Linked DNA regions of Homo sapiens: regions 2 and 3 are each linked to region 1. A link is an interaction called in ENCODE POLR2A ChIA-PET data of the cell type or tissue named here. Cell type or tissue: HepG2. All regions are shown on one strand. Links, peaks and the distances in the headings refer to the core of each region. The heading gives the core; the rest is flanking DNA. Region 1 holds the start of SLC38A3 (solute carrier family 38 member 3). Region 2 overlaps SEMA3F-AS1 (SEMA3F antisense RNA 1). Region 3 overlaps SEMA3F-AS1 (SEMA3F antisense RNA 1).

Region 1 (9,782 bases), core at 3,039-7,038:
AAAAATCAAATGAATGCAAAACCCCACAATGAATGAAATATCAAAATCCAACAGAGGATCAAACAGAGGCATGCTAAGATATATTGGGGCTTGAAGCAAAGGGAAAACTATTTGTTGCTATATGTTTGTAGGGATTTTTTGCCAGTTTTAAAAATACATGTATCATAAAGTTTACTATCTCAGCCACTTGCCGGTGTATAGTTTGGTGGTGTTAAGTACATTCATAATGTTGTACAACCACCGCAACTGTTCATCTCCAGAACTCCTTTCCTCTTGTAAAACTGTAACTCTGTACCCATGAAAAAATAACCCCCCATTCCTGCCTTCCCCCGGCTCCTGGCATCCACCATTCTACTTTCCATCTCTATGAATGTGACTGCTCTAAGTGCCTCAGATGTGTGGGTCCATGAAGTCTTTGTCTTTTTGCAACTGGCTTATTTCACTTAGCATCATGTCTTCAAGGTTTATTCATGTGTAGCATATGGCAGAATCTCCTTCCTTTTTAAGGTTGAATAATATTCCATTGTATATATTCCACACTTTGTTTATTTATTCATCTATTGATGAATGGTTACATCTGCCTTTTGGCTATTGTGAATAATGCTGCTATGAACATGGGTGTACAAATCTCTCTCCCAGCCTCTGTTTTTTATTATTTTGGGTGTATACCCAGAAATGGAACTGGCAAATCATATGGTGAATCTTTTTTTTTTTTTTTTTTTTTTGAGACAGAGTCTCTCTCTGTCGCCAGCCTGGAGTGCAGCGGCACAATTTCGGCTCCCTGCAACCTCCGCCTCCCAGGTTCAAGCAATTATCCTGCCTCAGTCTCCTGAGTAGCTGGGACTACAGGCACACGCCACCATGCCCAACTAATTTTTGTGTTTTTAGTAGAGACGGGGTTTCACCATGTTGTCCAGGATGGTCTCGATCTATCTCTTGATCTCAGGTGATCTGCCCACCTCGGCCTCCCAGAGTGCTGGGATTACAGGCGTGAGCCACTGCAACCGGCCTCATATGGTGAATCTATTTTTATTTTATTTATTTATTTATTTATTTATTTTGAGACGAAGTTTTGCTCTTGTTGCCCAGGCTGGAGTGGCAATGGCATGATCTCGGCTCACTGCAACCTCCTCCTTCCATGTTCAAGTGATTCTGCCTCAGCCTCCCAAGCAGCTAGGATTACAGGCATGTGCCACCACACCTGGCTAATTTTGTATTTTTAGTAGAGATGGGGTTTCACCATGTTGGTCAGGCTGGTCTCGAACTCCCAACCTCAGGTGATCCGCCTGCCTTGGTCTCCCAAAGTGCTGGGATTACAGGCGTGAGCCACTGCACCTGACCCCTTTTTTTGAAATGAAGTCTCACTCGGTCGCCCAGGCTGGAGTGCAGTGGCACGATCTCAGCTCACTGCAATCTCTGCCTCCCGGGTTCAAGTGATTCTCCTGCCTCAGTCTCCCAAGAAGCTGGGAGTATAGGCACCCACCACCATGCCTGGCTAATTTTTGTATTTAGTAGAGATGGGGTTTCACCATGTTGGCCAGGCTGGTCTTGAATTCCTGACCTCAAGTGATCTGCCCACCTCGGCCTCCCGAAGTGCTGGGATTACAGGTGTGAACCACTGCGCTCAGCCTACTTTTAATATTTTGAGGAACAGTTTTCCACAGCAGCTGTACCATTTTACATTCCCACCAACAGTGCACAGGTGGTCCCCCTTCCTCTACATATTTGTGAACTCTTGTTATTTTCTGGGTTTTGTTTTGTTTGAGATGGGGTCTCGCTCTGTTGCCCAGGCTGGAGTGCAGTGGCACAATCTCGGCTCTGCAACCTCTGCCTCCTGGGTTCAAGCAATTCTCCTGTCTCAGCCTCCCGAATAGCTAGGACTACAGCTGCATGCCAGCATGCCCGGCTAATTTTTTTTTTTTTTTTTTTGAGACGGAGTTTCATTCTTGTTGCCCAGGCTGGAGTGCAATGGTGTGATCTCAGCTCACTGCAACCTCCACCTCCTGGGTTCAAGCCATTCCCCTGCCTCAGCCTCCCAAGTAGCTGGGATTACAGGAATGCACCACCACATCTGGCTAATTTTGTATTTTTGGTAGAGACGGGGTTTCTCCATGTTGGTCAGGCTGGTCTCAAACTCCCGACCTCAAGTGATCCGCCCGCCTCGGTCTCCCAAAGTGCTGGGATTACAGGCATGAGCCACCGCACCTGACCTATTTTTCTTTTTTAATAGTAGTATCTCTTGGTAGTTTTGATTTGCATTTTCCTACTGCTTAGTGATGTTGAGAATCTTTTCCTGTGCTTATTGGCCATCTGTATATCTTCTTTGGAGAAATGCCTGTCCAAGTCCTTTGCCCATTTTTGAATTGAGTTATTTTAATGTTGTTGTTGAGTCTTAGAAGTTCTCTATATATTCTGGAGAATAATTCCTTATCAGAGATAGGATTTGCAAATTTTTTTCCCACTCCGTGGGTTGCCTTTTAAACTCATTTTATGTATTTTTAATGGTTAATTTTTTTCCAGAACATTAAATAGTTGAAAAAACTTGTAAAAGTAGGTATGTTAAAACTCACATTATTTTAAGCTTGAATATTTTATTTATAACTTAAACAGAATTTTTTTTTTTTGAGATGGAGTTTCACTCTTGTTGGCCAGGCTGGAGTGCAATGGCGTGATCTTGGCGCACAGCAACTTCTGCCTCCTGGGTTCAAGCGATTCTCCTGCCTCAGCCTCCTGAGTAGCTGGGATTACAGGCATGCACCACCACGCCCGGCTAATTTTGTAGTTTTAGTAGAGACCGGTTTTTTTCATGTTAGTCAGGCTAGTCTTGAACTCCCGACCTCAGGTGATCTGCCCGCCTCACCTCCCAAAGTGCTGAGATTGCAGGTGTGAGCCACTGTGCCCGGCCAGAATTTCTTATAATTCTATTTTCCTGGGTTTAATGGAGACAAAAATAACCAATACCATTTTCAAAATCTGCTTCTTGAAAAAATAATTATTAAAAGTTTTCATTAAGGCTGGACGTGGTGGCTCATGGCTGTAATCCCAGCACTTTGGGAGGCAGAGGGGGAAGAATCACCTGAGGTCTCGAGACCAGCCTGGCCAACATGGTGAAACACCATCTCTACTGAAAACACAAAAATTAGCTGGGCGTGGTGGCACATGCCTGTAGTCCCAGCTACTAGGGAGGCTGAGGCAGGAGAATTGCTGGAGCCAGGAGGCAGAGGTTGCAGTGAGATTGTGCCACTGCACTCCAGCCTGGGCGACAGAGGGAGACTGTCTAAAATATATATATATATATTTGGCCAGGTGCGGTGGCTCACGCCTGTAATCCCAGCACTTTGGGAGGCCAAGGCGGGCGGATCACGAGGTCAGGAGATCAAGACCATCCTGGCTAACACAGTGAAACCCCGTCTCTACTAAAAATACAAAAAATTAGCCAGGCGTGGTGGCGGGTGCCTGTGGTCCCAGCTACTTGGGAGGCTGAGGCAGGAGAATGGCGTGAACCCGGGAGGCGGAGCTTGCAGTGAGCCAAGATCGTGCCACTGCACTCCAGCCTGGGCGACAGAACAAGACTCCGTCTCAAAAAAAAAAAAAAAAGAAAAGAAAAAAGAAAAAAAGAAAAGAAAAAAGAAAGAAAAAAAAAGAAAAAATATATATATATTTTTTTCATTAAAACATGTATATAGGGGCACATATTTTTCCTGGAACCAGTGTGAGTGTGGAGGAGGAGAGGAGTGTGGCTCGGGTCCCCATGAGGCATAGGTTATGTCTCCGTTATCTGACAAAACCAAGGGCTACAAGGCAAGGGGCTCAGTGACAGGGGTTGGGGTCTGAGCGGTTGACCAAGCACAGGCAACGCCCCCACTAAGCCAGTATTGTGGAGGGGTGTTGGATGGGCTGAATTTGCAGGACCTGTAGTGCTTGGGGGAGATGTCCAGGAGGCCGACTGATACTCAGTGCTGGGCAGAAAGCTAAGTGTAGGCATCATCCTCAATGTCCAGGTGGTGGGGAGCTGTGAGCCTGTCGGAGGCTGGAAAGGGGAGCATGAGGGCACCCAGGCCTGAGCACAGGAAGAACACTGGTTGGGGTTGGGAGTCCAGTGCACATGTGGGCAGTGATATTGGTGCTGCTCAGAAGCCTGGGCATGGGGGCGATCTAGCCAGTGGTGCAAGACCCCTGCTGGGTGCTGTTGGCCTGGCTGAGCCAGGGCTGTTCATCTCTACTAAGGACCTGCTCCCCAAACAGTTTGCTAGAGTGAGGTGGGATGCGGGCAGTGACAGAAGGAGGTAGTGGGCATGGGATAGGAGGCCCTGAGGAGCTGGAAGTGTTAGGCTTGAGAGGGAGGAAGCTGTCAGGAGAGGTGACTTAGTGGGGTCTTCTGCACAGCCACCTTGTCTTGGCAGAAAGGTAAGGCGCTCCCCGGCATTCCTGGGCAAGGGACAGAAGAGCCCCAGCAACATGCAGGGGCTGGACCCTGCCCTCCAGGGGGTCCCGCCCCACATATGCTTCTGACCCTGGGGTCTGGGATTCAGGGTCGGTACTCCTGGATCCTGTGAGTTGGGGACGCTGCCTGGCCTCAAACTGCCCTGTCCATGGCCAGCAAGTGTGGAGGGGCCCTGAGTCTCCCAGCCTGAAACCTGCTTAGCTCTGCTCACCATACCAGTGTAATTACACGCTAAGGAGCAGGATCAATGGGTGCCTGATGCCTGATTCACAGTCCAGGGCAGAGGATCAGAGAGCACTGGCCCAGAGTCAGCACAGTGGCCACACCCCAGTCTTGTAGGTGGTGCATTTACTGTGGTCACCTCTAGCCACCACCATCCCTGCCTGGCCTGCAACCTCAAGGTGCCCCTGAGGGCCCCCACAGCCTTCAGCTCTGGCTCTGGCGGGACTAACCTGGCCCGGCCACCGACCAGAGATTAGACAAGACTGGTGGATGGTTAATGCCACTGACGTCAGGGCCTGGCCGGGTGGCCACTAGGGGTTTGGGCCCTCCCCTCAGGCAGTAGCATAGTCCATGTGACCAGGGTTCATTAAGCTGCTTCAGTGGCCAGAGAAGCTGGGGGCCAGATCTCAGGAGAGAGACAGCAGGCATGTCATGGCTGTGGGGGCCAGGCCTTAGCCACGAGGTCACCAGCTCTGGGGGCCCAGGCCGGGGAAGGGCTGGATAAGAGGGTTGCCTATGGGTCCCCTCCATACTTCTACACTGTGTTGTGATACTAAAGCCCTGTTCATGCCCAAAGAGGAGCCTCCCAGGCACCAAACAGCAGGGCATAGTCAGCAGCTAGGGTGTGGTAATAGACCCTGAGGTGTGGGGGTGAGAACCACCTTCTCCTGAGGATTTCAAACCCCTGATCATGAGCCCAGAAGGAGCGTGCTGCCCTGCACGCAACCCTCCGCCCACCAGGGCTAGCCCTACGTCCAGGCTCCTTTCCCTCTGGCCGAGCTCCTTTCTCCATCCACAGTGCCCTTCCCCTCCTGACCCTTGCTTGTGCCTTTCTTACCCTTCGCAGAGCAAGTCTGTGGGCTGCTTTGCCATCAGGCTCTCCTTGATTTGCGCCCTCCAACCTCGCAGGCATTTTCCCATCTAGACCACCTGGAGACAGCGCTTGGAGACACTAGGGCTGGGGCTGTGTGGGTGGGGTGACAAGAGCAGCAAGAGCAGTAAGTGTCGGACTAGCTGGCTCTTCACAGTGACTCAGGCAGGGTTCTCAGAGGTGCTCTATGAGGGTGATGAAGGACAAGTAGGAGTCTGCCAAGGAGGTGGAACAGGGTAGGGAACCTTCAGCCCTGGGAAGCACGAGGGCAGAGGCACAGGAGCATGAAAGCTAGCAAGTTCTGTGAACAGCAGGAACGTGTGCAGCGTGGCCAGCCAAGCCCGGGGGAGGTGAAGAGGCTTGCTGGGAGCAGGTGGGCGGATATGAGGGAGGCCAGCCAGGTGTGGGGGCAGGAGCTGCAGGGGGTCTGAGGAGTCAGGGGACACAGATCCTGGGCTCTGGAAGGGCTAGGTTGGAGGCGAAGATGGGGCATTGCTGTTGGAGATGGTCTTGGGGCACTGTGTGGATAGCATGTTAGCAGAGGTGGTGGCATGGTGAGAAGAGGCAGCCTAGCTAGAGGCTGAGAGTTCATGACTAGAAAGGAAGAAGGAGAGCCAAGGGCTATTGGGGCCCTGGAAGGAGGATCTGAGCGGTCCTGGAGCCCTGAGCTCTGCTGCATGGGTCTGGCAGTCTTTCAGGCCTGGGTTTACGTTTTCAGAGATGGGGCAGTGGAGGCGGAGGCTGGGCTGAAGCTTGGGATAAAGCTTCCCCCATTCTCCATCCCAAGGGGCCGCCTGCAACTCTGTGGTTGCTTGGATGGACATTCCCTCTAGCCTCTGGAAGAAGGCGACCGGCAGCTCTCAGAGCCACATCCTAGCTGTCCAGCTGTCCGGTCACCACAGGCTGGGCTGGGAGATTCGGCAGGTGGTGGGAAAGGCCTCCGAGCTGTGTTTGCCCTGGCTGGGGCCCAGGCCTAGCAACAACAAACAGTCAGCCCCTCCCCCAGCCTGGCCACAACTGGTCTGACCCAGGGACCCCACATCATACCCTCCTCTGGGCCTCCCACAGCAGCCCAGCCCAGTCAGCCCCTGCTTCCTCCAGTCTAGATTGAGGACCCCAACACCCATATCCCAGGTGACCTTGAGCCAGCCCTGGCCCCTCAAGAACTGCCAGTGGGAGCCACCAGCCCTTTGCAGATAGCTCCTGTGAGCATCCAGGGTGTCTGCAAGTGGGAGGTTGAGGGGTGGGAGGCAGGCCTGAGACCCTCGTCAGCACCTCTTCTATATGGCTGTCCCATGGCAGAACCATGCCCATTTGGAGGGTGGGAGTCAAAGTGAGCTCTGATCTAAGGATGATATCAGCCCCAGACCAGGAGTGAAAGGCAGCCCTTTCCCATTTTCCAGCCACCAGCAAGGCAGAAGTTCGAGTGGCTTGAGGTTTTCAGGGGTTGCCACCATCCCAATGCCTTTCTCTCTAGCCCTGCCAGCCAGAGCTGAGTCCCCTGCCCGGTCTCACAGCTTCCCCTCCACTCATTCCCCTCAGGAGAAAAGACAGCCATTTCCATGTCACAGAGGGAAACCAAGGTACGCCAGGGCTTGGCTGTGGTGGTTCTGTGAGTCAGCAGGAGAAAATCCTGGAGTCCTGACTCCCAGCCCAGGGCAGGGGAGGGTCGGGTATGTCCTCTCAGGGCATTCCCCCCGCACTGGGAAGTGGGGCAGGCATGACACAGAGAAGACCAGCTTGAATAGGAACAGCAGAGGCCATGAGATTAATCGGATCAGAGCCAGTGACTGAGAAGCAAGGGGCACAGCTGTTCTGAGAACCCCCCCACTTCACCCCGAAGGTCAGCATCTCCCCCAGCTTCCTACTGGTGGAACCTGGGACCTTAACACCCACCACCCGTCTCTGAGCACCAAGGGCCTGTGTGGAAAGCAGGCAGGGGTGGGATAAGGAGCCCCCAGCCAAGAACGGGGCCATCCTAAAACCCCTGTCTGTCCCCAGGACACCAAGTCCCAGCCCCCTTCTTGTGGACAGGCTGACAGCTGTCTCCTACACCTTCTAAATAAGGACGGGGGTCATGGTCGGGGGGCCCCAGGTGAGGCTCAAGCAAGCCAAGCCTTACTCCTTGCCTGACCTCACTGCCCCTGCCCTCTGTGTTCCAGCCTCAGCCTCCTCTGAATATCTGGGGTGGAGACAGAATTGATATAAGAAGCCCTCCCACCCTCGCCCCCACCCCACCCCTGGTTGGGAAGGGGGAGGCAGGTAGAAGAGGTATTTTGTTGCCTGAGTGTCGCCTGAAAGTCCCCCATTCAAGCATCTCTCACTGAGGCTATGCATTGCCAGTCCTCTTGGCGGAAGCTCCCCTTCTGGCTTTGGGGGGTGTGGGCAAAGCATTTCAGGGGTTAATGTGACACCCACAGACCTCAGAGAGAATCTGCTTTGGACTGAAGCATTCCCCCCACAAGACTCAACGGAGTCCCTCTGGCAGCTCTGCTCTCCCACCTAGGGGCTCCCTAACGCTCAGGCCGCCCCTTTGCTCCCGGCCTGCCCCGGCCCCCGCCATTCCCCCGACCAGCCCCTCCTCCCGCGGGCCGCCAGGGATTGGCGGGCGGGGGGCGGGCCGGGGGCGGGGCCGGGCGCCCTTCATCCCGCGTCGCTGTTGTCGCTGTTGCAGCCGAGTTCAGCCGGGAGCAGAGCGAACCGCACCGGCCCGAGCGGAGCGCCGCACGTTCCCAACCGCGAGGCCAGGTACCGCTTCGGGAGTTCATCCCACCCGCACAGGGGAATCGGGTGGGCCGAGCCCTACTGTCCACCCTCCTGTCCGTAGCCGGGCTCTGGGCAGCTCTCCTCTACCGTCCTGACCCGGGCAGGCGCCCCAGCCTCCGGCGAGCCAAAGCCCCGCGCGCTCCAGGCGCTGGTCTTGGGGACCTGCCAGTCGGGACTCAGCGCCGAGCTTAAGCAGGGCCCTGGGGGTACCGGGAGGGACACGTCGTCGCCTTAGGGCCTCTCGGCGGGGCTGCGAGGTACAGCAGGAGGTCGGCGGCACCCGGGGCTGGGACCACAGGACGCCTTGTTGGGGGCTCGGGCGGCACACCACAGGCTTCCTGAGGCAGGGCCCATGGGGCAGGCTGGAGAGGGCCCGAGGGGAGGACCCAAGAGGGGCCTGGAGCAGTCCCTGGAGCGCTGCCCCGACGGGCGCCTGACAGGCAGAGCAGCCCGGCTGGCACGATGGGAATCCGGGTATATTTATCTCGGCTGCTCCGGACAAGGGCTTGAGGGCAGATCGGGCCGGGCCGCCTGAGGGGCCGCGGGGTACATGCTGGTCCCAGAGCCGGTGCCATTTGCAGAGGAGCCAGCGGGCACAGCGGGCGCAGGGCGCGAGTGGCTCCCTGACCTGAGGCCGGGGCGCCGTGCGAGCTCCTCCCCACCTGGCGCTGGGTAGGGTGTAAGTTAGAGCCCGCGCAGCGCACGGCGGAGAGAAGGAACCAAGACTTGGTTTGCAAGAGCCCGCCCCCGCCCGGTTGGCCCCTTCGATTGGCCACAGCAAATGCGTGCGTTTGTTTACACCCAGGCAGGGGGAGGCCAGGGGAGGGACCTGCGGGGACCCGCCCTTTTCCCCCCACGGGGACCTGAGTCCTGAGTCCAGGTATGGGCTCTCAAACAGGTCTGAGAAAGGCTAAGTCAAAGGCTCTTGAGCCCTGAGGAACACCATGGAGGACTTCCCCACTCATGCCCATCCTTCCTTCAGCCTGCCAACCCTGTCCTTTCTTCCATGACCGACTCTGGCCACAGAGCTGCCCCTGGAAAAGGCCCTTGGACCTTTCACCCCTTCCTGTTCTGTTCTGTAAAAGGTCTGGGATGGGGCTCATTTCCTTCTGGAAAGGAAGCACATCCCTCGGGGCTCTCAGTCTGGGGGATAGAAAGCTAAAGAGACCCAAAGATGGTTCCATTTTGAATGGGGGAAATTCGGCACAGCCACGGTACCCTTCCTGCAAGAAGCATCACTGACGGGAGGGATCAGGACTGGAAGAGGCCAAGCCTGGCACGTCTCTGAGAGGGCTGGAATGACTGAAACCAGAAATGGGAATCTGATTTCTTGACATTGGGAGCAGGGGGCTGAATCTCTGGGGAGGGTAGGAGTCTGTATCTCAGAATTTTGTTCTGCCTGGGCCCATGGGACCCATGTCTTCGCTGGCTTCTCAAGCCACTCCTTGTTGTGTGCTGGTTTTTTTGGCCCATGTCACA
Region 2 (9,782 bases), core at 163-4,162, 67 kb before region 1:
AGATTACAGGTGTGAGCCACCATGCCCAGCCTGGTCATGTGCTTCTTCTTTCTTAGGACCATGACCAATGACACTGACTCCCAGCCTGTCACTCCCTGAGGTCAGGAGCTGAGTTCCATGGTTTCCAAGCCCCACGGTCTGGCTAGTTAGGAGCCCAGTTAAGCAGGCTCATGACTCCACCCCAGGCTTCCAGGCTGCAGATGGTGCCAGATAGGGGTGGGTGGTGGGAGCTAGGGGATTACTCCCAACAATCCATTCTCCTGTGACTCCACCACCAGGGAGAAGGGGCCCAGCCTGGCTTTCTGCCCCCTGGAAAGGTAGGGGTGAAATTATCCCAGGCTGGATAGTTCCCCACCCCCAACTGCTCTATCCAAGCCCAGCCTCCTCTGTTAACCCCCTCCGGCCACATCCCAAATCCCCAATCCCAGCAGCAGACCTCGGTGTTTGCCTGTTGCCATGGTGATGGGATGCACCTTTCTGTTACTATGGCAACCAGCCAGGGGTTTTTAAAATTCAGTTGAGGTAATTTCCACCCCTCAATCCTCATCTTCAGACACCTCGTTTCTTCTTTCTTCTCTGAATCTTAGAAGGATGGTGGGAGGGGGGCCTGTAGCCACCAGCCAGAGGTGGAGGGTCAGAGGGGCTGGTGGGAAGACTTGGGCCAATTCCTCCCTGACTCCTCTACCCAGACTAGATCCAGAATAGGACAGCTTCCTCCCCATTCCCTTCCCAGGCCCTTATCTATGGGGAAAAGATAAGAGCTTCACATCTCTTGGCAGGCAGAGGCCAGCGCACCTGGGAGGTCCAGGTGATGGTGCGGCCAATGTGGCCCTGTGCCCACGCAGGAGCAGGGAGAGTCAGCAGGGGTCCTCCTGGTCCTCCCCACTGTGTCCCCAGGGCTCATCTGGGGATCTTGGGACACTGGGGATCAGACCCTGGGATCTCAGGGCACAGATGTTGTTTATGCTGTGTCCTGGTGCTAAGGAGCTTAGCTCAGTGGAACACCAGGTTGACGGATTTGGACAGAGGGCCTCTGAGAAGGCTGACGGGAAAGGGGGTGCACACACTGTCCAGTACCTCCCCTCCCCCTGCTGGAGCTCTCAGTCTGTGGGCACCCGCTTCATGAAGTCTAGGCATTGTAAATTCATGAGGACCAGCACCCCTCCCTGCCCCCACCTGCCTCCTGGCTGGAGAAGAGGAGCTGACAGCCCAGGACAGGCAGGTAGATGCATCCTGTCTCCCCACCCCACCAGCAAAGCAGGCTGGGACTAGGGGCAATGGAGCCCCAGATGCCATGCACTGCCCAGTCCTCATCTGCAGGTAACTCTTCCCCCGCTTGACTTGTCTCTAGCAGTCGGATTCTCCCACAAATGGGACCTCCCACAGGGAAGAGGTTTCAAGGAGGGAGGATCTGGGAGAGTCCTGTGGCAGGGATGCCTCCCCACCTGCCCCCACCTCTGACCTGGGCATGTTTTCCCTTCCTACCCATCAGTCAGGGAGGGGCCCTTCCATCTCACGATGGACGCTGAGCATTGCTGTAACTCTGACAGCCCCACACCTGGTTCCCCAAAGCCAAGGACTACAGGGCCATCACATGGGTGTCAGAGCCAAAGGGAAGTCACTTCTTGCCTCCCTGTCCCTTAGACACACGGGCCAAGACCCTATAGCTACAGCCCTTCTGGGGTACAGATGAGCCAGCAAACCTTGAGAGGCGACAGAGAACCCCTGGGTGAGGCCCTGCCCACCTCCCACTCCTCCTTGCCCAAGGCAGGGATGTCCCAGAGACCAGATGATTTGTTTGGGGTAAGCATTGTCCTCCCCAGTCTCTTTTACAGAACAACAGCCCCGGAGTCCACTCCACCTGGGGAAGGGGGTCCCTACTGCCTGCCCACCGAGGCCCCACAAGGCCATCACAAGGGTCCACAAGTGCCTGAACACCTGGGTCTGCAGCCCCCCCACGTGCAGGATAGTAAAGTCTGTGTTTGACACTTTTCATGAGTTATTATTCCCACCAGCCCTGTAGGCTCCACCAGCCCAGACAAAGCCACAAGGTTCTCCATGGTAGGCAGCGTTAATTCTTTTCTGTCCTGCTGCCAGCTGGTGGGAAGGGTGAGGGAGGAGGGGTTACTGGGACCCCTGGTAGGAAGGTGGTGGGGCCCAGAGCTGGGGCAAGGATGGAGGAGTGCTGTGCCAACCCACCCACCACCACCTGCCCACTGTTCTTTCTACCCCTGCTCCTCCCAAGCTCCCAAACCAGAGAAGCCCCAGGCTAGGGCTGGGGAGGAGGGAGCCCAGCCCAAGCCATAGGTGAGTGTGGGGATGTCCCATGTAGGGAACCCTAGTCCTGAGCTTTCCCTCCCCTCTCAGCAAGGGGTCCAGCAGCTGGGCAAGCAGAGGGGGATGCTTATCTCCCAGGTCCCTCATAACCTTCTTGGGTTGCGGAACCCAAGGAAGGCCAGACTCCCTTCTTCCCCCAGCAATCTGTGGCTCCCCGGCTCTCCACAGAGCTCCCAATATCACGGAGCTGATCCTGAGCCCCACTACAGCTCCCCCAAGGCCTCCATGCTTGAGACCCTATGGCTGAAGTCCTGGGGGTCAGGGGTGCTGGGGGTTTGTCATGTGAGCAGCAGGCATCTGGTCAACCCCTCTCAGTGTGGCTGGCTTGTGCTTGGCATCAGCTAAAGCAACAGCTAGCTGGGGCAGGCCCTCCAAGAAAGTTGGCTGGCCCTGGCAGGCTTGTGCAGCACTGGAGACCCTGTCCAGTCAGACAAGGAGTGCAAGTGAGAGAGAGACCAGAAGGGCGCAGGGCTGATGCAAGCCCCTCTGCTGGGGCAGGACAGAGGTCAGCAGGGTGGGAATGGAGGCAGCTCCATCCCGAACACCTGATGGCTTAGGTTCTGGCACGGCCTAGACTCCTGGCACCGTTTTTCCTTTAGGGTCAGAGCCAGCAACCTGCCCCCCACATCTTATGTATCCATATCATGCAGGTGGCGGGCCTCAAATTCCACCAGGCCAGTGTTCCTAGACTAGCCAAGAATTCAACATCAAGAAACTTGAATTGCTCTGTCTTAGTGGAGCAGGGTCCCTGGGGCTCCAGGATCAGGTATCAAGGCCCAGAAGTCTTCCTCCCAAGGAAGCACTTAAAAAAGAAGTGGAGGAAGGGCCCATGCTGTTTATAGCCTGTGTGATGTGCCAGCCCAAACCCAGGACATATGGCCTTGTTCTTGGGGCAGCCTCCTGCCAGTCAAGACATGAACATCCCAGCTTTAGAGCTGGGAAACTCAAAGGTTCAGAGAGGACGGGAGATTTGTCCAAAATCCCACAGCTCATTATCTCCCCAGCCTGGGAGCTGGACAGTGGGGCCAGGCGGCATTGCCTAACCAGGGCACAGGGAGGAGGCACTGATTCAGGTCGCCAAGGCAGGGCTCTCCACCAGCACAGGGGGGTAGAATGGGCCTCCTGGTAGGGAGTGAGGGCCCAGTTCCTGCGGCATGGAGCTGAGGCTTTCAGGGGATCTGTCAGCGTGGGTAGGGGTGGTTGCTGAGGGGTGGGGTATATATGCTGTACTGTTAGCTGCTTAGGTGACCCCGGCACACAGACAAAGAGGAGACCAGAGTTGGGAGTATGGGGGGTACTTGGGGGGCATTGAGGTGGTCCCCGCTGCTGGCTGACGGGGCTGAAGATGAGCAGCTGAGGAGGCCCTCCTAGCACATCTGACAATACTGTGCTCCCTGAACCTCCGGAAGCAACCCTGGTGTCAACAGCCCACCTTGGTCTCTTGAAACATTGACAGGCCACCCATCCCAGGTCTCTCAGGTGCCTCTTTCCTTGCTCCCAGTCCTGTCTTCCAGAAAGATTCTGAGCTCCCTGTAGGCAGAAACCATATCTGGCTCATGTCCACCACCCACCCCCTCTCCCTGACCCCCCTACCCTGGGGCCTGGGAAAGGGAGGGGCACACAGGCTGTTCTGTGAGGCAGTGAGTGAGTTTTCCGTAGAGCTTTGGAAATGTACCTTGTGGTCGTCACTAGGTCAGGTGACTGAGCTTTTACCCAGGGTTGCCAGAATCTGGGGACCAAATGTGACTGAGCCAGAGATGGTGGCCGTCCTCCCAGAGCTGAGTCTCCTGGAAAAGGAGGAAAAAGCAGATAAAGAGTGGTCCGACCTGTGATGGGGCCACAGGAGTTGTGAGATACAAGGGAGGGGCTGGGGGCTTTGAGGAGAAGTCCCTGAGCTGAGCTAGCTGGGTCCAGGGGTCTCCAACTGCAGCCCAGAGCAGGAAGCTATATGAGGACCTGGGAGGAGCCCCTTATGGCTGAAGGGGTCTATTCAGGCTTTCTCTGAGAGCTGGTCTCAGGGGAAGAGGATGAAAGGGAGCTCTGAGCAGAGGTTCTGGGGGAACTCCCTGTCCACCACGGACAGCCTAGGGACATGCAGCCGGGATGTGGCAAAGGCAGGGCCCTGGGTCACTGCCTGTCAGGAATCTGAAGCACAGGCCAGCTCAAATCTCACTGGCAGCAGGCTCCACACATCTCCCTGGAGACTGAGAATGCAACCAGGGAGTGATCAGAGGACATTCAGGCCAGGAACATTGGAGGTGCAGACTCAGGGGGTACTTGTCACCTCAGCCTGGTCTGAACTCAGCTGTGTCACTTCCCAGCAGGCACCCCATTCCCAGGGACTGGATTATCTTCCCCCAGGGCCTGCTGGGGTGGCCCCGGATGCCCTAGCCCGGCATACACCTGCCCCACTGCCTACTCCTCCCAGACACAGTGTCAGTTCCCTCACATCTGGGCAGGGGAAGCCTGCTTTTCAACAGCTGCCAAAACAGACCCAGCCTCCTTCTTTGGAAACTGTCTGCCCAGCTCAGGCTGCCTGAAGTGACCGTGGGGCTGGGGCCCTCAGTGGGGTGGGATTGGGGAAGGTGAGGGAGGAAGCCCCTCAGCCCTGCTCTGGAGCTCGCATGAGCTCCGCAGCTGTCCATTGCCCCAATCTTGCCTGATGACCACATGGACCTCTGAGCCCCCAGCCTCATGGCTGACCACTGCCTGCCCGCATTCAGCCAGGCTGAGGTTCTCTTGGGCCTTCCCCAGACAACCTGTCTCCTTTTCTGGCCTTTGCTTCCCTTCAGAGACTCTTCCCACGGCCCTGCATTCCCCACCACCACACCGGCTGAGCCGAGCTGTCTTTCCCAGTGTCCCAGTGCCCACCCCCACCCCTATGGCAAGGACAGGCTCTCACACCAGGGGTGCACCATAAGCATCGTCACCCCTGGCCATGACTCTCCAGGACAGGTGCTCTCAGGGATGATGCCTGACCACCTGGGACCAGCTGTGCTCCCTCCTGCTCCTCCAGCCCTGGCTCCAGTCCCCTTGGCTTTACCAGGCTCTGAAGGCCTGACCTAGACTCAGGCGCCCATCTGAGGCCCACACAGCCCAGCTGTGCCTGCCCTCGCCCACCTGGAGAAAGAAGGGGCTGGCATATCTTCTTTCCCCACTCCCCTCACATCTGGAATTGGCCTTGTTAGGGGGCCCTGTGATGGGGAGAGGAGGGAGGGAAGCCTGGCTAGGTCTCAGAGCTCTCTCAGCTGAGAAGTGGGGATGATTGTCCCCCCAGTCTATGGAGTGTGGGGCTGCTGTGGACAATGGGATCTGGGCCTCTGCTGGGAGGTGTTGACCTCAATGCCTCTCTCCCTGCCTGACTTCAGTGCTCTCTGTATCCTGATGGAGACTTTCTGACAGCGCAGGGGGTGGGTTGTGGGGTCCTGCTGCCTGTAGAGCTGTGTGTGAGCTCCTCAATGGCCCAAGGGTACACAGGGGTCTCTGACTGTACCCTTCCTCTTAGACCTTGTGCCAGTGGGGAGTGAGAGTGTACCAGCCCCTCCCTCTGGGCACTCCAAAATGCACCCCTTGGAGAGAGAGTACACCCCTCAAAGTTCATTTCCCATTTCCTGTGAGTCAGGTCTCAACCTGACAGGCATCCTCTCTCACCTCCCAATCACCATTTCCTTCCACCCTTTCCCCCTTTCCCCCACTTAATCAGAATCTGCCCCCACCCCCACAGAGTGACTTCCCCTCCTGGCTCCTCATTCCCCCTGCAGTGGGGAGGGGCCAACATCCCCAGCTCCCTGCCTCCCTGCAGACCCTGTCTTCTCCCCTCTGCCCTTCAGGGAGCCCTACCCCATCCTGAAGTACTCCACCTTTCTGAGTCCCCTCTCCAACCTGGGGTTCAGTGTCCCAGGGACCCCACCCCCAGCAAACTTGGCTCCTTTCAGCTCCCCTCCCTTGCGGGCAGAGGCAGGGCGTTCAAGCCCATTTAATCTTGGCAGAATGCAATTTCCTGCTTCAGGGAGCTGGCGGGTTTAGGAGGCTTAATGAGGGGGGAGGGGGAGACAGGGAAGAAGAGAGGCTGAGACGGGGCTGGGAGATGGAGATGGAGAGTCCCTGAGAGGGGTGGTTGAGGAAGTCTCGGGGATGCGTGTCTTTGGGGGTCACCCTGGGGTCCTTGGGATCACACAGGGGTCAGCTCTTCTGTGTCAGCCTCTCACTGGTAGGTCAGGGGCCCCTGGGCGAACCTCCCAGCCCCAACTCTGTGGGGTGTGAATAGGGGGAGGGGAAGGGGCGTCAAAGTGGCTCACTGTCATCAAGAAGAGGGCCGGGGGTAATGAGATACGTGCCTGTGTGCACGGACAGGCAGGGGGACATGCACCTCTACGGCCAAGGGGGTGAGAGGTGCAGGTCCCAGTGCGAAGGCTGGGGAGGGGTCCTGGGGAAAATGTGCAGCTGGAGGTGCTGGGTGGACTGGACACTTTGGGTGGGTCCCACGGCAGGACAGAGGGTGTAGCTGTAACTGGCAGCCCCAAGCCCCCCAGGTGGTAGAATGGGCAGCCAGGCTGGAATTTCAGCCCCAAATGGGATGCTTATCTGTATGCTGCCACCAAGGAGGCAGAGACGATAAAGGACAAAGGGGCCTCTGGGCTGCTGGAAGCCCCACACCTGGTGGGGGCGGGGTAGCCAAGAGCCCTGCCTAACACCTGGAGCACAGACAGCTCCTGGGGGAGATTGGAGCCCCTGCCTACAACCCACCTGACCCCCTGACGGCACCCCTACCGCTCTATCCCCCAAACTGGCTCAGCAGATCTGTTCCCAGAGAAGCCCTTAGAGGAGCCGCAGCCCATCGGGGCAGGGAATCCCCAGGCAGGGCTTGGGGGAGGGTTAGGGATGGCCCAGGACCATCCCTGAGCCCACTCCTCCTTCTAGGAGTGCTCATTCATGGGGGCCTGGGAGAAAGGCTGGTGAGGACCCTGGGAGGCTGAAGCCCTCAGCTCCTTGGTACCTTGGGCACAGCCTTCTCCCTCAGTATCTGGGCCTCAGTATCTTATGAATTAGGGCACTAGGGCAGGGACTCTGAGGAGTAAACCCTGCCCCCTTGGAAGCAGACAGGCCCTGCCCCTGTACAAGGACCCTCCATGGGTGTGCTTGGATGGCAGCCAGGAGTGCAGAGGAGGATGCTGGGAAACTGGGGAGGGCAGAAGGTATGAGAGGGACCTGGCCTATGGCCTCGTGCCCTCGTAGAAGCCTCAAGGCGCACCCGTTTGCCACCCCTCCTGAAAGCAGCTTGTCCTACAGATGGGTTGTCCCATCCCTCGGGGAAGGATGGGTCTCATTCGACCAACAGAGTCCTCACAGAGGCAGCAAAGGCCCCCCAGGCTGGCAGTCTCCAGCAGTGCCCAGCCCCAGCCCCTGGTTCCGTGCAGCTCTGCTTCCTGGGGCCAGCTGAGCCTGCCCACCTAGCCTAGGCACCTCCGGCTGGGTCCTCCCCAAGGACTGTTCGAGGGCCCACGTCTGCCTTCACTCTGCTGCTCTGCTGCTCCGTCCAGGCCCCCCTGGCCCTTGGAAGAGCCAGCCCAGGTGAAGCTCATGTGCCACTGCCGCTGCCCTCACCCTATCACCCATCGCTAGGAGGTTGTGAAGCTGCCTGAGTCCTGCCCCAGACAGCACCACACTCTGGCCTCCAGGACACACCATGGCAGGGCATGCCTCCAGGCTCTCCCACCACTGTTCACTCATCCTTCAGGACAGGATATCTGTGATGCGTCCTTTAAGGCCCAGCAGCAGTGTCACCTCCTCTAGGCAGCCTTCCTTCAGTCACCCTCTCAGCCCCAGGGCACCCTCTGCACCCCGTCACCCGGACACCTCCCTGCTGACCTGGGGCTTCATCTTCTTGCCCTACAGCTCCTGGTGCATAATTGTTTACAGGAACTGTGGGCTGGGTGTTGGGGTCAGAGCCAGAGTGGGAGAGCCAGAGTGGGGCTGTCCTATTTAAGGAAGGAGAGAGGTGGGGGCCCAGGAGACCCAGGTGGCCTGCCATTCCCCTGACAACCCACGTGCTGGTCCCTCCTCCACCCGCCCTGGTCCTGCGGAGGACAGTAATGTTGTCTTTGCCTGTGGAGGCTCCGGTGGGTGTAACGTGTGTGCTAGGTGGGCCACCATGCAGGCCTGGATGCCCAAAGATCAGAAGCAATGGCAGAAGACAGGGTCAAGGCTGGGCAGTTGAGGACTGCCCCAACCTGAGTGGACCCTTCGGTTGGATGAGAAGATAAATGCGCCCCCACTCTCTCCTGGGGCCGCAACAGAGCAATTCCACAGTCTCTTGTGCCCCAGTGATGGCGTCTACGTCTCCCTGTCATCTACCGGGGAGGGCTGATAAGTCATAACAAAGGTGACTCAGGGAGCCTGCGCCCTACACACTAGATGCTGCTCCGGCAATCTGTGCTCGGTGGCTAGTTTGATCCTTTCGGCACCCTGTGAGGAAGAAACTTGCTCTCATTTAACAGCTGAGGAAACTGGGGGCAAGTGCATACCCATGGGAGGGTGAGAGCCTCATACAGCCAGGCCTGGAGCTGGGGCCCATCATGGGGCCTGCAGGAGGCGTCCATGCACATGCGTGCACATGCACCCCCAGCCCCAGCCTCGTGAGTCCTTCTTCTCTCTTTTTTTTCTTTCCTTCTCCTTCCCTCCTTCCTTCCTTCTTTCCTTCCTTCCTTCCTTCCTTGCTCCCTCCCTCCCTCCCTCCCTCTCTCTCTCTTTCTTTTTTTCTTTCTTTCTTTCTTTCTTTCTTTCCATGGGGTCTCGCTCTGTCGCCCAGGCTGGAGTGCAGTGGCGCAATCTTGGCTCGCTGCAAGCTCCACCTCCAGGGTTCACACCATTCTCCTGCCTCAGCCTCCAGATTAGGTGGGACCACAGGTGCCCGCCACCACGTCCAGCTAATTCTTTTGTATTTTTAGTAGAGACAGGGTTTCACTGTATTAGCCAGAATGGTCTCAATCTCCTGACCTTGTGATCCACCCATCTCGGCCTCCCAAAGTGCTGGGATTACAGGCATGAGCCACCGCGCCCGGCCCTTCCTTCCTTCCATCCTTCCTTCCTCTCTTCTTTTTCTTTCTTTCTTTTTCTTTCTTCTTTCTTTCTTTTTCTTTCTTCTTTCTTTCTTTCTTTCTTTTCTTTCTCTCTCTTCCCTCATTCCTTCCCTCCCTCCTTCCTTCCTTGTTTTCTTTCCTTTTCTTTTCTTTCTTTCTTTCTTTCTTTCTTTCTTTCTTTCTTTCTTTCTTTCTGTCTCTCTCTCTCCCTTCCTTCCTTCCTCTTTCTTTTTTCTTTTTTTTTTTGACAGAGTCTCACTCTCTCGCTCAAGCTGGAGTGCACTGGGCTCACTGCAACCTCTGCCTCCCAGGTTCAAGCAATTCTCCTGCCTCAGCCTCCCGAGTAGCTGAGACTACAGGCGTGCG
Region 3 (9,782 bases), core at 4,772-8,771, 76 kb before region 1:
CCTCACTCTGTTGCCCAGGCTGGTCTTGACATGTTCGGATTTTTAAATTCAAGAGTTTAACATGTTTTAGCCGGGCGTGGTGGCTCACGCCTGTAATCCCAGCACTTTGGGAGGCCGAGGCAGGCGGATCACCTGGCGTTGGGAGTTCAAGACCACCCTGACCAACATGGAGAAACCCGTCTCTACTAAAAATACAAAATTAGCTGGGTGTGGTTGGCCTGTAATCCCAGCTGCTCGGGAGGCTGAGGCAGGAGAATTGCTTGAACCCAGGAGGCGGAGTTTGCAGTGAGCCGGAGGTCGCGCCATTGCACTCTAGCCTGGGCAACCAGAGCAAAACTCCGTTTCAAAAAAAAAAAAAAAAAAAGTTTAGCATGTTTTAAAACTCTTCATGGAAATCATGGTAACTTAGTAGCTTTTCTGCTAAGACCAAAGTGACCATGAGTGCTTGCACCTCTCTAGTTTCCACAGACTTTATTCCACACATGCCGGAGTGTGGAGTTGTCACTGCTCTGCAGGGCAGATCCTCCCTGCTTTTGGCCATGATACAGGTGATACCTGGTCCACCCTCTGCTGCGATGGAGAAACTGAGGAGGTCATCTCCCCCTGGCAGCACTCCACTCACTGCATCTTCTCAGCTGCTAAGGAGGTCCTGGGGGCATTGGAGAGTTTTCTGTTTTGAATGGGTATTTCGTCCTCAGCACTCTTCCACAGGGCAGAGAACATCATTTTGACCCAGAAGACCATGCCTGACCAGGTCAGGAAGTATACCTGGATCTCAGGCTGTTCTTGGGACCAGATGATGTGATGGGTTGCTCACATTGCCAATCTGGCCAAACTGAGTGCTTAAGCTCCACAGATTGGGCATGCAGTTAAGGTGGCCTTTTCTCTGCAGTTTACTTTTGAAGCTAGACTTGCTTTTGTGGGTGGTCACGTTTTCCTCTTTTCGGGCAGGGCGTTAAGGAATAGAAAATGCTCAGGAGGTCCTCACCCTGGCCTGTAGGGTAGTGCCTTGGAGAAGCTGAGCCTAATCACAGCTCTGGCTAGGGAGAGGTGGACGCAAATGCAGAAGCCCCAAGCCTGGGTTTCTGCAGAGTAAGGCTTGGGAACTTCACAAATGAGGGCCCAAGCGCCCAGAGCTGGGGTGGAGAGTGTGTCACAGATCTGGTCTACAGAAGTTGGATAAGAAACTGGCCTCACCTCCAGAGCCCTCACGGCATCAAGGGTGATGCTGGTGTTCCTCGCACCTGAGCAGCAGTCCTGAGTACCCTAATTAGACCCTTTTGACATCCGGCCCGGAAAGCTCTTCCAGGTGAGCATACCCAGAATAGGATCTGGGAAGCTCTTAATTATATGTACCCAGCTCAGCAAAGGTTGGGTGGAAGCGTCTTCCCTAGGGGAGCCATGGCCAGGCATTAATAGGAGCCAGCCCTCTAGCAGCCTCAGATTGACTTCCCAGCACCCGGAAGGGCACCTCAACCTGTCCCACACTGCTGGTGCTTAGAGTTACCTGTCAAAGCTGCTCAAGGCTCTCCCATGTGTGCTGTGGACCACGGCATCTGTTGTCAACACCAGCGTGGCCTTTCCTATGAACATGAAGCTGAGGGTTCCTGTGAATGTGAGGGTCTGAGCCAGCTCCTCAGAGATGGAGGCTCCCTCCTCTGGCCTCACCTGTTACCAGCATACCTAGCCAGGTGACTGCAGCCTTCACCCTGCATCTAAATTGATGGCCCCAGTCCTTGAGGTTTGACAGGCTGTTATCTTGGGCCCAGGTATCCTGCAAGACCATATTTGGGTGATCCTTCTGGTTTGGAAGCACTAGGATCCCAAGCATCCTCCTGACTGGCCCATCAGGGTTTACTCCAATCCCAAGCCCGGTTAAATGTGCTGTGTGCTGCCCATAGGGCCACCATTCCTCTTAGTCCTGTGTGATGTTGAGATGCTGTGAGAGTAGTGCAATCCTCTCAATCAGGGGAACCCAAATCTTGAATTTGAACGGTGCTCTTACTGAACTAGAAGGAGCCTCCAAGGATTCCCAAGTCCAGACTGCCCTTGGCTGGGACAGCTGCTACAACGTGCAAGGCTTTGAGGGCCGTCCAGGAGCAGCTGTCATGGCTGTGCATCAAACAAGTTTCAAAGCCCAGATGAGCATCCCGGCCTGAGCTAAGCTCCCCAGGCATGCATAGTCTGGCTGGGGGTCTCAAGGGCGCCCAGATCCCAGCCACCCCGATTCCGGAGGAATGAATGCCCTCAGGGACAGGTGGGGTGTGGGGGAAGATTGCCCACAGTCGATACTGGAGGAGGGTACTGTGTTGTTGGTGGCCACCAGGTGGCAGCATTCCATCATCTTTCCAGCCAGGCTGGTATAGGTGGTGGTAAGGAGAGGACTTCCCACCAAGTCCTGAGGTACTGGAGGTTCCCAGGGGCTCTCTCCACGTCTCTGGGACTCAAGGAGACCTGGCTAGAACTTCGGCCTTGAAACTTTCTGGAGTCAGGCAGGTGCCAAGTCTGCCTGCCTTGCAAGTTCCTGAGGGTCTCTGACCCCCAGGGACCCCCTCTGGCTAGATGGGGAAGTCGTCCCCACAGCGCCCAATGGGGCAAGAGCCAGGCTGACCCTGTGCACAGTAGGCACTTCCCTCTCAGCAATTCTTTCTGACCCAGGTAAATAATTTCTGCAGTCGATAAAGTGCATTTCTGCCTCTCACTCCCTTTCCCTACCACGTGCTTATTGACTCACAGAAGCACTGTTGCTAGAGCATCAGATTCTCAGCTTCTGTCCCTACAGCCCATGGGGAGTTGGAGCCCAGCTTGTCCAGGGCTCCCAGATGGAAGCAGGGGATGCCTGTAGTCCTTCACCCCAGTCTCCCAGAAGGTGGCAGGAGGGAGGTGGACTCATGGACTTGGGTTAAGGTCAGAACCCTATAGGGTGGGCCACACCCAGCCAGACAGAACTTTCCAGCAGAAGGTATGAGCCAGGGGCAGGGCCCTCCCATCCTGCTTAGTCCAAGCTGCACTGCCATCCCATTTAAAGAGGAAACTGAGATTCAAAGCTGTTGCTGGACTGGGCTGCTGCTGGCAACTGCTGCCCCATCACCACTCCAGTGCAGTAGAATTGGGTCTCACCTGCAGGTACAAGGTTGAGGTCCAGCCCTGGAGTGAGCTGGGTCTTGGGATGCCTCCCAGTGCCCTGAGGAAAGAGGAGAAAGACAGGGAGAGGCAGGTGAAGACAACCAGAGGCAAAGTGAGGCCTAGAGGATGCTGGAAAGAGAAGCTGGAGGAGTCTGCAGCAGCCACAAGGGGACGGAGGAGGCTGAGGGGGCAAGATAACGTGGGATGGGGCCGCCAGGTCTAGAGGAGTTGGTTCTGCGCTACCCACGGGTGCTGAGATAGGCCTCTGATCTTGGGGTGAATTCTGCACACCAATGGGGGAGGCCGAGGCAGGTGGCCAAGAGAGGAGGGGCTAGGGTGCCTGCTCGCGTCCTCTGCTGCTTTTATGTGCAACGGAGGCTCCAGGAGCCCCTGGCTCTCAGCTCTGGGCGGGCATCACCATCCTGAGTCTGGCTGGACAGGAGCTATTTGAGAATGATTCATGGATGTAATTAAGCCTCCCCCCACCATCCCCTAGTGTGGGCCTGGAACAGGGTCAGGTGCAGGTGTGGGAGCCCTGCCCAGCCTGTCCTGCAGGGTTGGGTTCAGCCTAGGGCCCCCTGGCCCAGCACAGCCTACCACCACCTAAGGGCGCCTAGCCTCAATCTGTAAGACCTGGAGCAAGACAGGGCTGAGCCCAAATCCTGAGAGGCACCAGAGCTGGGGCTTCTTCTCCTTCCTCTTACTCCCCAACTCCTGGGCTGAGGAGCCATCCTCTGCACTCATAAGCATGCCATGTGTACGCACCCACACGCAATGCAGGCCAGCCCTCAGGCATCCGGCTGCAGCAGGCAACATGCATGCTTCCCCATCACCCTTGACATTTGAGGTGGCATTACATCCAGATCCTGCAGACCCCCTCCCTGGTTGGTGTGTGAAGCATGCACACTTGTGCATAACCCCACCCAGCCACTGGCATATAGAAGAGCACACACAAGCCAGACACATTAATGAGCAAGTGTGCAAGTGAACCTGGCTCCTGAGGGGGCAGGAATCAGATGTTCTTGCTACCCCTGAGGAAGGAAACCTGGTCTGGCAGCCTTCTGTGAAGGGAGAGGGAGCCCCCAGGGTCACAGCGTGGCAGAGCACAAGCCGCCACCCAGCAGGCACACCCTTGTGCACACAATGTCATTCTGAGGCTTTCCCCTTTTCAGGTGGGTGGATCTTGGGGGTGTCCACCCAGAACAGGCTTCTGAGCTCACTGAACAGGTCCAAGTCTGCCAGCCATGGCTCAGCTCACTGGCAGAGCTGGAGAGGGGAAGGGAAGACTGAGGAAGGGGCATCATGGTCTCTAAGACTGGCTCAAGGTTCATTACCTTCCCTTCTAACACCTGCAGCCATACCTGCAGTGAGGACAGGAAGGAGAGGGAGCAGCCTCTCCTGTTTCCCTGACAGACTGGGAAGCTGAGGTCCACACCCATCTCATCCAAACCCAGGGCCCCAGTCCCCGATCCAGTCATTTCCATGTGCTGGCATCCTATTAGCTCTGCCATCCCCTCCGCCTGGAAGGCCCTAGGACCTGGGCCTGCCACCCTGCTCAGGTTAGGAGTGTCCAGAAGCAGCTGGGCTCTGCCTCCTCCCTCCACCGTGAATCCCTGAAGACTGGATGGATCTACCTTCCCCCAAGCACATCGGCGGCACCGGCTTGGCTGGGCCTCTCCTCTTATGGCCGGGAGCCCCAGCCCCTTAGCCTCTACCAGACAAACTGAGCAGCACACGTGCCCGAGCCGCCCCCAACCCCGCCCTGGCCCCGGCCCAGGCCCCGGCCCCGGCCCCGGCCCCACCCCCACCCTGCAGATTTTTCTGGTTCTTATTAATGTAAATGAAATGAAATCTGCTCAGAGTGTCCTTAATGGAAAGTGTTCCTGGAATTTGTGCACACGTGGTGGGGGGGGGGACACCCTGAGATTAACTCTTGTGCAGCCAGACCCAGACTAGTCAGGCTGTGGTGACTGGGGCTGGGGTGGGGATTGGTGGGGACCAGGACATTCACTCATCCCCTCCCAGAACTGTGTCCTGACAACATCAAGGATGGCACAGGCTCATCCATATTCTACCCTCTGCCCTGGGACCAGCTGGACAGGTCCGGAAGTGCCTCAGAGCCTCAGGGGAAGGAGATCTTGACAGGAAACAGGGAGTCCTGGAAGGCCTTGATCAAGGAGGAGGCTGGCCAAAGACAGGGGCATAGGGCTGGAGGGGAGAGTTGACAGACTATGCATCTTGTCCTCATCTGGCTCTACCCTGATTTTGAAGGGGGACCCAGGCAGACCCTGCCTCTCTGGACCACCCTACACAGAGAAGGCCCAGCCTCTGAGATCCCCTCCCCCAGCCCCTGCCCACCGCACTCCTGAAACAGATCTGCCAGGATGCTCATCTTCATGACTATGGGACAAGAAGGGGGAGTTTGAGACCCCGGAGTGGATGCCCAGGGCCGCTGGCTGCAGGGGATGGGGATGGAAGAGACTGGACCGAGCTGCTGCGTGCCCACCCCCCGTCCTGCCGCTGTGTCCTCCCCACATCTGGATGCTTGTTCTGGCACAGCCCCCAGCCTGGCCCAGCGGAGCCGCAGCCGCATTCTGCTGCCTCGTGGCCAGGACAGGGATGTCTGCTTCATTGGCGGGGGTAGGGAAGAGTCTAAGATTTCAATTTCTCCCAGGTGTGGCTCAGTCTGGAGGGTGCCTTGGGGAGGCTGGCTCAGAGGCCGGCACCTGGGGCGGGGGGTGTGCAGAGGGGGGGAGGGGGCCACCAAGGGGGTCTCAGGGAGGAAAAAGGGCTCAGAGTGGGAGGTCCGTGGAAGGAGACAGGGGCTCTGTGAGGGGCAGGGGACTCAGGGAGGGGGGTTAGAGAAACAGGGGGCTTAGGGGGCAGGAGCTCCAGGAGGAGGGCTGGAGGGGCAGGAGGTTTGGGGGGTTGGGAGCTGAGGGCTCAAGAAGAGGATTGAGGAACACGGGGCTTTGGGAAGGGGGTTGAGGGGGCAAGGGGTTTGTGGGGGTTGGAAGCAGGGGCTTGGGGAGGAAGGTTGGAGGGAGAAGGGACTCAGAATGCGACTGACTTCACTGGGGGACAATGGGCTGCCAATCCTTCCACCCATACCGGTCAGGTGGCTGGGGGAGGGGCGCTGACCCACTTAGCTGCCTCTCCCCCAGGCTTCCACTAATGAGCGCTCTGGGCTTTGGGAGGCAGCCTTCCCCGCCCAGGCTGTGCCTCAGGCCATCCCTTCCCCCACAGCCCCTCATTATCTACTGGGGGTGTTCATTAGCTCAGGCATCCCCCCTTATCTACAGCTGCGCTTGCCTGTGGCAGTGAGGAGGAGGCCCTAGGCCCCAAAATGCACCCTCTTTGCCCCTAGTTCCACTACGCCCCCAGGACTGGGGAAACAAAGGCTACCAGATTGCTGTTGTGCAGCTCAGCTCTGAGCAGAGCTTTGATTCCACCTGTGGGTCCCCCAGCATGCCAATGAGGGGGGTGCTGTGGCGAAGCTCACAGGAGAGCTAGAACCCAGGTGCTGGCAGACTTCCCATGGGAAGTCTGCTCTGCTCACCCCAGGGGCTTCCAGTACCTGTGATCAGGAGTCCCATTCGGCAAGGAAAGGGGCTCACAGAGGGTGAAGTCCTGGATGTGTGGGGAGCACAACTCTGAGGGATGCAGAGTAGGGGGCAGCACAGTTCTGGGGAGGAAGGTGTGGGGTCAGAAGGGATGGTGGGAAGAGGGGAGAGGGCCCTATGGGGCATGGCTTCTCATGGACACAGCTCTGCAGGAACAGACAGCGCATCTGCAGGAGCGCAGCTCTGGGAGGGCGATGTAGGGGGAGCACAGAGTGCGGGCACCATCTGGGGGAAGGATGAGGGTGGGGAGCACGGCTCTCGAGGATGTCCTATGGGAGGACAGTCCAGGGAGAAGCCCGCCTGTCTCCCACAGCCTTGGCCTCTTCGGACTCCTCCCCCACATTCCTGGAGTGCATGGGGAGGTTGGCTTGCTGGATTATGCCCAAGTCCCTGAGGCTCCCTCTGATTCTGTCCCGCTGTCCATCTGTCCTCCCTCCCCAAGGAGCCCAAGGCCCAGGTGGCACTCTCCCCTCACAGTCCCCTCATTAGGGATGGGCTTTGAGATCCTTCGGCAGCATCTGCCCCCACCCCCACCCCCATCACCAAGCCAGCTGCAGGCCTGGCCCCTGGAGCCTGATAAATATTTATGATGAGATAAGCATGATAGGCCAGAGCCCAGCCCAAACCTTTGTCCTGGGAGCAGAAGACTGAGGCAGGACTTGAGCTTCCAGAGGCGGGCTGAGTCTCAGGGCTGGGGTAGGGGGAGGCCTGACTGTGTAGGTCTCCTGGGCTCTACCTGGGAGGGGGTCGGGATGGGACAGGGCTCAGGAGCCGGGGATCCTGAAGGGGCTGCCTCCAAGGTGCCACCCTGGCCAAGGCGGCTCCCCCCTACCCCTTGCCCAGCCTGTTTCGATGCTGCCTGTCTGCACTGCACGGCTGGGTCTGTTGGGACAAGGCCAGCTGGCCTTCTGTACTTGCTGCCACCCTGGCTTCTGACTTTCTCCAGGTCTTGGTGACTTCAGGAAGCTCCCAAACCAAGACTACCCTGACCATTGGGTCTGGAGCCAGGCTGGCAGGAGGGCCACCTTGGTACCCCTCTGAGGTACTGAGGTACTCCAGCCTCCTTGCTATAGGCCCCAGGGCTCTCCTGTCCCCAACCTAGGACAGGTTCCCATGGGCCGGCCCACCTTCCCCTCCATTTATCCCCTAAATATCTCCCCCTCTAGGTGCCAGAACCAACAACAGGAGGGTCTGGGCACTCCATGAGCAGGAGGCCGAGTGCTGCTGCAGGGAGGGTGACACTGTCCTCAGCGGGCCTGAGCATTAGTAGGCTCTGTACCCCAGTGCTGGCCACATCCTGGACCTTCATGAGGTTCGCTCCCAAGCCAGGGCAGGGTCACCTCTTAATACACACACACACAGCCAGCTCTGTCACGTGGGGAAAAAGAGAGACCAGAGGAAGAAAGCAGCCAGTGTGGGGTAAACAGGCATCGGGGGAAGGATACATGTATGTCTCCCAGGCTCTCGGCCAGTGGAATGTGGGTAAACATTGGTGCTCTCAAGACATAATATTGTCCTTGGGTCGTGGATGTATACATGGCATCTAGAACATGATGAAATATGATACACTAGGCTGGGCACAGTGGCTCATGCCTGTAATCTCAGCACTTTGGGACGCTGAGGCGGGTGGATCACCTGAGGTCAGGAGTTCGAGACCAGCCTGGCCAATATGGTGAAATCCCATCTCTACTAAAAATACAAAAAATTAGCTGGGCATGGTGGCACATGTTTGTAATTTCAGCTACTCAGGAGGCTGAGGCAGGAGAATCACTTGAACCCAGGAGGCAGAGGTTGCAGTGAGCCTAGATTGCGCCATTGCACTCCAGCCTGGCAAAAAGAGCAAAACTCCATCTTGGGAAAAAAAAAAAGAAAGAAATACGATATACTCAGGGCACGAGTGAAAATTGTATGGGAATGTGGTAAATAAGACACCCAGGGCAGAGTTAGGTCTTGTATTAGGGGCATGGGTATATGCTGCCCTTAGGACACACTGAATTCCTGCTGAAGTCTGGATGACTGCTGAACCCAGTGTGGGGTTGTTGACACACGTAGCAACAGTCCTTAGGGCTTTCAAAGCAGCCCAAAGCAAACCAAAAAGGAAACGTCATGGATGGTGAACCCAGCAAGCCTCTGGCCATTCCTGGACCAGGAGTTGGGGTCCAGGTGACTCATGGGGACACCCATGGATTCCAAATCTGCCCACAGGGTGAAGTCCTCACTCCTCACAAGGCATCCAGCCCAGCTCTGCCAAGCAGGGCTGATGGCTGGAGATGAGGAGCAGGGTCAGCCTAAAGGAGGCCCAGGGAGGAGCCCCTACCTCCCTCACCCTCTGGCTTAGGCAGCCTGGGAGCCGCCTGTCCAAGCTCTCCAAGAGAACCTTCAGGTCCATTGGGTGCAGGGCAGAGCCAGCGTGGGTGTGTCCTCAGCTCTGGGGAACCTCTCACCTGAGGTTCCAGGTGCTCCTGTGTGTTTGGATATAGGCCCGGGCTACTATGGGGCACCATTTGTAGTCTCTGGGGCTGCAGGGGATGCACCCCACATGGCATGGTCCTGGTGGGAGAGAGGGTGAAGGTGGAGACCGACACAGGCTCCAGGCCAACCTGGCTTGGGAGCAACTTGAGAGTTCCTGCTCTGGACAGGGATCTCAGCCACCTTGGGGCAAGTAGTCCATGGAGGCTGGAGGGCCCCAGTTCCAGAGAGTGTGGGCACTTTCTTTTTTGTTGTTTGTTTTTTGTTTTTTGAGATGGAGTTTCCCTCTGTTGCCCAGGCTGGAGTGCAGTGGTGTGATCTTGGTTCCCTATAACCTCCACCTCCTGGGTTCAAGTGATCTCCTGCCTTAGCCTCCTGAGTAGCTGACGGTACAGGAGTGTGCCACCATGTCCAGCTAATTTTAGTAGAGACGGGGTTTCACCATGTTGGCCAGGCTGGTCTCGAACTCCTGACCTCAGGTGATCTGCCCGCCTCAGACTCCCAAAGTGCTGGGATTACAGGTGTGAGCCACTGTGCCCGGCCCACGTGGGCACTCTCCATCTC

The links. Peaks named below come from ENCODE experiments on the same cell type or tissue, not always from the same donor. Only the 100,000 strongest peaks of a DNase experiment are listed, where the experiment ranks them.
Region 2: POLR2A ChIA-PET joins it to region 1 with 6 read pairs; 8 of 35 experiments call an interaction of 5 or more read pairs at or near these places.
Region 3: POLR2A ChIA-PET joins it to region 1 with 7 read pairs; 10 of 35 experiments call an interaction of 5 or more read pairs at or near these places.

Annotation. Positions count from the first base shown.
Region 1 is chr3:50,197,064-50,206,845 of GRCh38, forward strand. It overlaps GNAT1 (G protein subunit alpha transducin 1), which reads left to right. Exons shown (of 9, transcript NM_144499.3): 9 at 1-633. SLC38A3 (solute carrier family 38 member 3) reads left to right here and starts at 8,208. Exons shown (of 16, transcript NM_006841.6): 1 at 8,208-8,285. RefSeq lists a silencer at 9,090-9,169. In HepG2, for the core only: no CTCF peak of the experiment used is centred there; DNase peaks (open chromatin) are centred at 4,988 and 6,498; H3K4me3 peaks cover 963 bases.
Region 2 is chr3:50,132,445-50,142,226 of GRCh38, forward strand. SEMA3F-AS1 (SEMA3F antisense RNA 1) reads right to left here. Exons shown (of 4, transcript NR_135301.1): 2 at 4,013-4,124. Among named protein-coding and RNA genes, the nearest start is that of SEMA3F, 18 kb to the right of the region's middle. RefSeq lists enhancers at 572-1,073, 2,832-3,423, 7,794-8,355, 8,356-8,917. In HepG2, for the core only: no CTCF peak of the experiment used is centred there; no DNase peak of the experiment used is centred there; H3K27me3 peaks cover 2,594 bases.
Region 3 is chr3:50,119,405-50,129,186 of GRCh38, forward strand. SEMA3F-AS1 (SEMA3F antisense RNA 1) reads right to left here. Exons shown (of 4, transcript NR_135301.1): 3 at 3,121-3,184. Among named protein-coding and RNA genes, the nearest start is that of RBM5-AS1, 23 kb to the left of the region's middle. RefSeq lists enhancers at 894-1,772, 1,773-2,650, 3,636-4,136, 6,160-7,149. In HepG2, for the core only: no CTCF peak of the experiment used is centred there; a DNase peak (open chromatin) is centred at 7,097; H3K27me3 peaks cover 565 bases.